3 separate regions of the Mus musculus genome follow, and all the other regions are linked to region 3. A link is a loop called in an ENCODE intact Hi-C map of the cell type or tissue named here. Cell type or tissue: left cerebral cortex. All regions are shown on one strand.

Region 1 (2,500 bases), 100 kb before region 3:
GGACAGTAGACAGGAAAGCACTGTTTGCCGGGCAGTGGTGGTGCACGCCTTTAATCCCAACACTTGGGAGGCAGAGGCAGGGGGATTTCTGAATTCGAGGCCAGCCTGGTCTACAGAATGAGTTCCAGGACAGCCAGGGCTACACAGAGAAACCCTGTCTCGAAAAACCAAACCAAACCAAACCAAACCAAACCAAACCAAACCAAACCAAACCAAACCAAACCAAACCAAACCAAACCAAACCAAACCAAACCAAACAACAACAACAAAAAAAAAGAGAATGCACTGCTTTGTTAATCTCAAGTTGGCAAAGTCAACCAACTCTGCTTCGCATCGTGGACTAAAAACGTTTTATTAAACCGGCAGTCAGATTCTCTGGTCCGGCCAGGGGCTTCGCCCGCTGTCGTTGTTTGGGCTACAGATTACTCCAGCCTGGCTCTAGGAGTCGAGTCGGGGTCAGCGCCCCCGATCCTCACAGACGCCGCCTTCCGGGTCGCTGACCCTGGAGCCGGAGGGCGGGGCCGCGCCGGGTGGAAGCGGAGGAAGAGGCCGGCGTCCCGGGAGCGCGCGAGACCGTCCGCGTGAACGCGCCCGCCCGCCCACCCGCGCGCCCGCGCCCACGCCCGCGCCCGCCCGCGCTCCCGGGAAGTCTCGCGATGCGGTAGCCGGCTGCTCCTGCTGCGGGTGGCTCGGGCTGTTGCTGTGGTTGCCGGAGTTGCGGCGGCGACGGCGGCGGCGCTGGCGCGGGCGGCGGCGCTGGCGGGGGTGGCGGCCCCGGCGGATGTTGACATTGTGTTGTTGTTCCTGCCCACGGTAATGGCGGCGGTGGCGGCGGCAACGGCGGCGGCCGGGACCAGGTCTCCTCAGTAGCCGGAGCCCACACTGCCGAGCGCCAGCTCCGCGGCCTCCGCGCCCGCCGCCTCACCAGCCGTTCCCCGCGGCCGCCCCAGAGCCAGGGCCCCGGGCGGGGGGCTCGCCGGCTCGGGATGGCGGATTTCGATGAAATCTACGAGGAGGAGGAGGACGAGGAGCGGGCCCTGGAGGAGCAGCTGCTCAAGTACTCGCCCGACCCGGTGGTGGTCCGCGGCTCCGGTCACGTCACCGTGTAAGGCCCTGCGAGGGCTAGGACGAGGACGGGTGGCGAGGCGCGGGCGGGGTGGGCCCTGGGACCCCTGGGGGTCCTCCTTTTCTTAAACCCCCGTCCCCGGTGACTGGCGCGGGACGGGGGCCTTGGGGGAAGCTCCGGCGATCAGGAAGTGAGAACTTGCTCTGCTTCCATTTGTTTAGGACTCCCAAGTGGGGACAGACACTGCCTCCCCTCCCTCCCACAGCCCCGGAGCAGGCCCCGTGGCCCGCGGGGATGTGTGGGGTCCCAGCCGGGAAGATGGCTCTTTAGGGTCTGCCTGATGGGCCATCGGTACAGGCTAGAGGTGCACACACTCACACACACACACACACACACACACACACATCTTGTGGGATCCATCTTTGTAACACCCCCCACACCCCCGTTATTCTTTGGGACTCTGCCTGACTTACAGCCTATTGACATATGGCTCAGAGGTCAGATCTGAGGTGTTAAGATCCCAGTGGCAGTTGGTAAATGAGATTCACTGTCGTGTGTCTATCACACATAACACGTAGGGGCTTCCCAGTTCCTCAAGAGTAAATTTCTGCAAAACTGATTCGAGTTGCTGTCAATTATGTATGATAGAAGTATACAGGTGGACGGAAAAAAAGAGGAGGATACATCTGTTTACAAGGAATTACAAGTACCGAGTTTCCTGTAATCCGGTCTGTTTTGGGACACGGACCTAGGTTGGCTTCTTTGATAAGGGCCCCTGTAAGGTTTATTAGCAACATCAAAAGTCCCAATATTATTCAAACAATAAGGGATGAAAGCATTCTGAAAGGTCGTGACTAATAAAGGAATGTAGACTTGGGGCAAATAATGAGTTGTCCGGAAGAAGGAAGTTTTGTAACATTTCCCTGATAAAATCCGGAGTTTGTACAACTTAGGGTATTGATACTCCTTTGCAGCTGCTATCTCCAGTTGAAAAGTCATCGCTCAAACTTCCTGTACTTGCATATCACTTTATCACTGATAGAAAAAGGCAGCGAGCCTGAAGCTGTCTGGAGCGCTTGTCATTGTTTTTTGGTGTAGGGTGAGTGGGGCGTGCTGTGGGCAAGGCGGTCAAACAGTGAGGCTCCTCAGAAGATCGGCCCTTGTGTAGTCATCCTGACTAGCCTTGTTGTTGTTGTTGGGGTGTGCTTATGTAACACCTTGGTGTCTTCGCACCTGTTAACGTGTGCATTTAGGTGATTTAACAGGGTAAAAACACTGCATAAGCATTGTTTCAGTACCTGGATAAGGAGATGGGACTTCGCACCATAATAACTGCTCTGTTTTAACTGTCAACACAAACTTAATTAAGGAATATAGCTAATTATGAATAATACAGTTTAAATGTATATCATAATGCTTTTAGTGTTATAACCT
Region 2 (2,500 bases), 130 kb before region 3:
AGGCATAACTCCCACTTTGCGACCCCCTCTGTATCCCCTTCAAAGTACTCCCCCCTCCAATCCTCCACCAACCCCCAACCCCTGGTTTAGCATTGGCCTCTATCGTTCTCCAGTTACCAACTGAAGCTGCAAGCAGATCTGGGCAGCCGGGGAGTCGGCTGGGTTGCCTCGGATTTATTTGCTCCTGTTACATTGATTTCATATTAGTTTCCAAAGCGATGAATGATCTCAAAGCTGGGTTTTGTTAGCCGAACACAAACAGGAGACAGGACTTACTTGCCCCCAGCTCCGTTTAATGAGGTCATTATCAAAGCGTGAACAAGTCTATGAATGTTTTATTGAAAGCGCATCGTTAACTTGTATCCATCCTTTTCTCTGAGTGGCATTGTGGTATTGCTGTCTGTGGCACATCTTACCCGATATAGCCCGAGATTTCCCCATTCTCTGTAACCAGGCAACCCTTTCTGAATACCCAAAAATTGAAAAGAACCGCTTAGTCTTCAAGAAAGTCCTCAATAATAGTGGAAAAGAACAAAGATCCAGGAGACAACAAAATGCCACAGGGGTGACTTTTCATGAGCAATTATCTCTCATTAATCAGAAGAACAGCTGCAATATTAATTTTCTCTCTTTCTTCCTCTCTTTTCACAGTCCTCAACATTTGAATAATCATAAATTTTGATTTTATGAAGGAGTCGAGTTTTCAGGGAAAGCAGCTACCTAGGTGAAGACAAGGAAAAAAATGCTCTCGGTTTATTTTGTTATTGTTGTTGTTGCGGGTAAAGCTGTCAGCAAAGCAAAATTAAAAAAAATAAAAAAATACAAAACAAGAAAAATACCAACCCCGACCCCCCCCCCCCCCACCCATCTACTCCTAGACTGCTACTGAGAATCAGGACCCACTCTCCTCCACTCCCCCTCCCTGCCAGCCCCCCTTCCCTCCCCCTGCCCAGTCCCTTTCCCTAGTTTTGCTCTGTGCGGGGTGGAGGGAAATGTCGCCCGGCGTCTGGCGTGGGAGTTTCAGCTGGGTTTTGGCCCGTTTAACTTGCAAACGTGAAACCAAGCGTTGTCGATCTGACCAAAGAGACACTCTTTGGGCGTAACTTGTATTGAGGCCATCAAAAGCCCTCCAGCGTCCGATGAACTGAGACAGCCATTCAGCAGAAATGGGGCGCCCTCGCTTTCCATTCAGGCTCTGGAGTGGCGATTGTTCCCAGGATGTGGAGCCAGAGTGGAAAACGTGGGTCCCCAGATAAGGCTGTAACCTGCAAGCGAGTTAGTAGGGAGGAAAAGAATCTCATTAAAGGCAAGGGTGCAATTAGCAAATGCCTTCTCTCTCCCCTCCCCACCTTGAAAGCAGTGGTCCCGGTCCCCACATTCCTGCACTGGCTGAGCGAGAGGCTACTGAAAGGCCTTAGTGATGTTGCTTTTAATGTAAATCGGACGTGGCCCAATCCAGAGAGGTAACAGGTTGCAGACCCTGTGCCGAGGCAGTACCCAAAGTGCTTTTGCTTCTGCCTGGTGTTTATTCAGAGTAGATGGGCCTTTGAGAGACCTGAATTCCCCTTTGTGCTCCACACAGTTGCAGGAGTTCAATCGAGCCCTCTGAGAAAGGGAGGGGGTGTCTTCTGAGAAAAGAGTCAGCGGTTTGGCTCAGCATTTCAGGAAAAGCTGCCTGTCTGTCTCCTCCGGGCCTTCTGGCCCTAGGAACAGAATTTTGACGGCAGCAAATACCCTCCCCCCGCCGCCGCCCCCACTTCACCTTAACTTAGATTTGCCCACCTCCAAATTCTAAGCAGGCATCCCTCTCCCACTCCCAAAGCGCTCGTCTGTCACTGGAATGAATTTATTGAGTGCCTACTCTGTGACCAGCGTGTGCGAGGCACCACGGGGAGCCCAAGGAAAAGGCCGAGACAGTATCCAATAGAATATTGTTTCGTTCTAGTAACAAAGGCCTGAGGTGGGGACAATTATCCGGATAATTGAAGCAAATGCCCCACCTCCCTCCCTCCCTCCATCGCTCCCGCTCCAGTGCTTCTGGCACTTCTCAGCCTGGCTCCTCTTTACAGCAAAGGCGCCTTCGCAAAGACTGGGAGGGGAGGTAGGGAGGGGAGGGGGGCAGGCAAGGCAGGGGGCAGTTTTTCACCGAACACCAATTCCCTACTCCCCTCAGCCCAAGCTCGCTGCTGCAAGCATTGGACTGATACAGCTGCGGAATTATGGGGATCAAAACACTTTTCTTTCTGCCCTTCCTCCTCCTTCTCTCCTCCACTTTCATTTTTTTTTTCTTTTCTTTCAAGGATGCCAGATGAGGAGTCTAAGTCCCTGGACCCTGCACTTTTATTTTTCATTTTAACCCAATGGAGAATGAACCTTTGTACTTGAGAAACTCTTCAGCCTTTCTCATTGTTTTTTGTTTGTTTGTTTTTGTTTTGTTTTGTTTTCAAGCTTGGTCATCTACCAAAAAACACCTAGTGAGCTTTTATAAAAACATCCAAAG
Region 3 (2,500 bases):
TTGCAATGAATACTTTTTCCCCTGTGGACTCTGCTGTTCTTGTATTATAACTATTAATAGTTTTGTCTGACTCTTCTTTTAAAAAGCTCTTGGCTATGCTTAGGACTGAACCCATGGCCTTGAATTCTACCTATGGGTTACAATCCAGCCCTGTGTCTTATTTGATGCCTCCTTTCTTAAAGGCTAACATTATGTCCTTGTCTTGCGTTTTGTTTGTTTTTTTGTTTTTTGTCTTATAATAGAACCTTATATATTGAGCCAGGTTTAGTGGCTGACACTTGTAATCCCGGCACTTGGGAAGCTGAGGCAGGAGGACTTTCAGGAGTTTGAGGTTAATTCTGGGCAACAGTGACTATTAGATCCTGCCTCAAACAAACACCCAAAGTAATCTTATACATAGCTAAGCTCAAACATATTTGTAGGAAGGAATTACTCCATGGAAGAAGTAAGCATCCTTCCTTGTCAACAGAGAAGATGTCAGCTGAGAATAGACAGCTATGTTGGCAGCCAGCATGAGCACCTTTTAGCTGCTAGAATTTCAGTCCTTCATTGACTACAATGATACATCCAGATAGTTCCTCCCAAAGAACATGGATCAAATCTCTCCCAGTTCGATGACGTGCAGGGCTCAGGATAGAATTCTCTTGCTAGAACCTCATGATGTGTGTGTGTGTGTGTGTGTGTGTGTGTGTGTGTGTGTGTGTGTGTCTTACTTTGAAATGACTGCAAATTCTCTAAATACCTCCTGTAGGGAAATCTGCCTGCCCCCTCACATAGCGATAAAATCTTAGCACAAAGCGAAACGGATGATAAATGGAGAAATCTGGCCCCCATCTGCAAAACGAATGGTTTCAACTAAAGGATCCATCCATCGAACTCGTGATGGTTTGAAAATATTACACATTCTCTTAAGTTCTCTGAGAAATTTGGCCAAGCCGACCAAAACACCCCACCAAAACCAAAGCCTCCCGAATAGCTAGGTTTTGTAGAGGGAAAGCAGTGACTTTTTACAGACTCTCTCGCTGCTCCCTTGTGGGGACTGAGGCGCCCGGTATCTAATCTACTCCCCACTTCCTGTGTTATGAAATGCTGGGCATAGTTCTGTCTTGGCTCACTTGCATTGTGCTAGAGCCAAGAGCGGGACAAAAGCCACAGCAAACACTGCCCTCTTTCGTCCGATTGCGTCTCTGCCACTTCTCCGCGGGCCAGGCAGGCAAAAGGGAAGGTTATAAACGCTGAGAGAGCCTTGGCTTGTCTTTCCATCTCCGTGGTTTCTCCGTGCGACTGCGAGGCCTCGGCAACGGGGAACATCTTTATTTTGGTGTCATAAATATCTCAACTTATCCAAGGCTGCTACTCTTGCCTGACGCTTGCTCCGTTCTGAGCTCGGAAGAGTGGGTGTGAAGCAGAAAAGAGCCCTCATTGTTTAAGGTCTCTCAGCTCCGCTTGGATTGAGCTCTGAGCTCAAGATAAAAACCCCAGAAAGTGACACGTCAGCAGCCACAGAGAGGATCTCTTCTGCCTTCCCAACCGCTCGTTTGGAAGAGAAGGGTTTTCTCTTTGTGGTTTGTGGAATTCTTTCCTCATAATTGGGTCATGATGCTCATCAGTATGTTGTTTGGGGATGAACTGTGTGGCCCCCCAAATAGTGCTATAGTGCTTGATCAGGTCTGTTGAGGCAATCTACTGCTGCAAGGCCCGCAAGAGAAAGACATCGCTGCTTGTGGGCTGATTTGATTTGATTTACACAGGTTTGGGTGTTTGTTTGTTTGTGTTTGTTTTTGTTTATTTTTTGGTTGGTTGGTTGTTGTTTTTTTGTTTGTTTGTTTGTTTGTTTTTTTGATACAACCATGAATCACAATTAGAAACTAAATATTGGCATGACTTCATTTTTTGGTTGATTTGAATCATGCTTCTCACCTATTTCTTAGGGTTTGTGGGGTGCAAGGGTGAAGAGTCAGAGGAAGGGTGTGTCACTTAGGAAGATTCTGATCCAGGCAGGAAGGAAAGCAATAGAATGTGGAATTGGCCCACGTGTGATTTTTATTCCTAAGCTTTAGCCCAAGTTCCAGTGACTCTAAGTCCTTGATTTCCCAGAACAGCTCTAGAGACAGGTATTTGGCTCTGCTGTGCCCAGCAAGGAAAGTGTGCTTTTCAGAGTGTGTGTTTCTATGGGCAGCTTGGGAAATGTTAGATACAGTCACAGAGACATAAAGCTACCTCAAGGGCCAGGTCCCTGGGGACCCTGGGTGTCTGCTGTCCAGTGGAAAGCCTACAGGGATTGCTACTGCACATTCCAGGAATGTTCCAGAAGGAGTGCTACCTCTTCTGATCTCCAACACCCTCTCACCACCAGCAGATCTCTAGAAGAGATCTAAGCCAAGAACAAAGTCAAGAGATTGATCCATTTGTTCTCAGTGAGGGCTTTTGATGGGGCATTTACACAGGCGTCTGTCAACGTGCAGAGATCAGGGAAATTTCCAACAAGGGGGTTAGGAGG

The links. A loop is a pair of places that touch in the nucleus more often than their neighbours do. Peaks named below come from ENCODE experiments on the same cell type or tissue, not always from the same donor. Only the 100,000 strongest peaks of a DNase experiment are listed, where the experiment ranks them.
Region 1: it touches region 3 in a loop (2.3-fold over the local background); 3 of 42 quality-filtered maps call a loop at or near these places.
Region 2: it touches region 3 in a loop (2.1-fold over the local background); 3 of 42 quality-filtered maps call a loop at or near these places.

What each region holds. Positions count from the first base shown.
Region 1 is chr5:75,042,785-75,045,284 of GRCm38, reverse strand. It overlaps Chic2 (cysteine-rich hydrophobic domain 2), which reads left to right and starts at 644. Exons shown (of 6, transcript NM_028850.5): 1 at 644-1,105. The coding sequence starts at 987. In left cerebral cortex, no CTCF peak of the experiment used is centred here; DNase peaks (open chromatin) are centred at 720 and 1,273; H3K4me3 peaks cover 2,250 bases; H3K27ac peaks cover 959 bases.
Region 2 is chr5:75,069,801-75,072,300 of GRCm38, reverse strand. No RefSeq gene overlaps it. Among named protein-coding and RNA genes, the nearest start is that of Gsx2, 4.6 kb to the left of the region's middle. In left cerebral cortex, no CTCF peak of the experiment used is centred here; a DNase peak (open chromatin) is centred at 1,208.
Region 3 is chr5:74,942,882-74,945,381 of GRCm38, reverse strand. Gm52779 (a long non-coding RNA gene) reads left to right here and starts at 1,095. Exons shown (of 2, transcript XR_003955748.1): 1 at 1,095-1,751. In left cerebral cortex, a CTCF peak has its summit at 1,164; a DNase peak (open chromatin) is centred at 1,205; H3K4me3 peaks cover 658 bases; H3K27ac peaks cover 322 bases.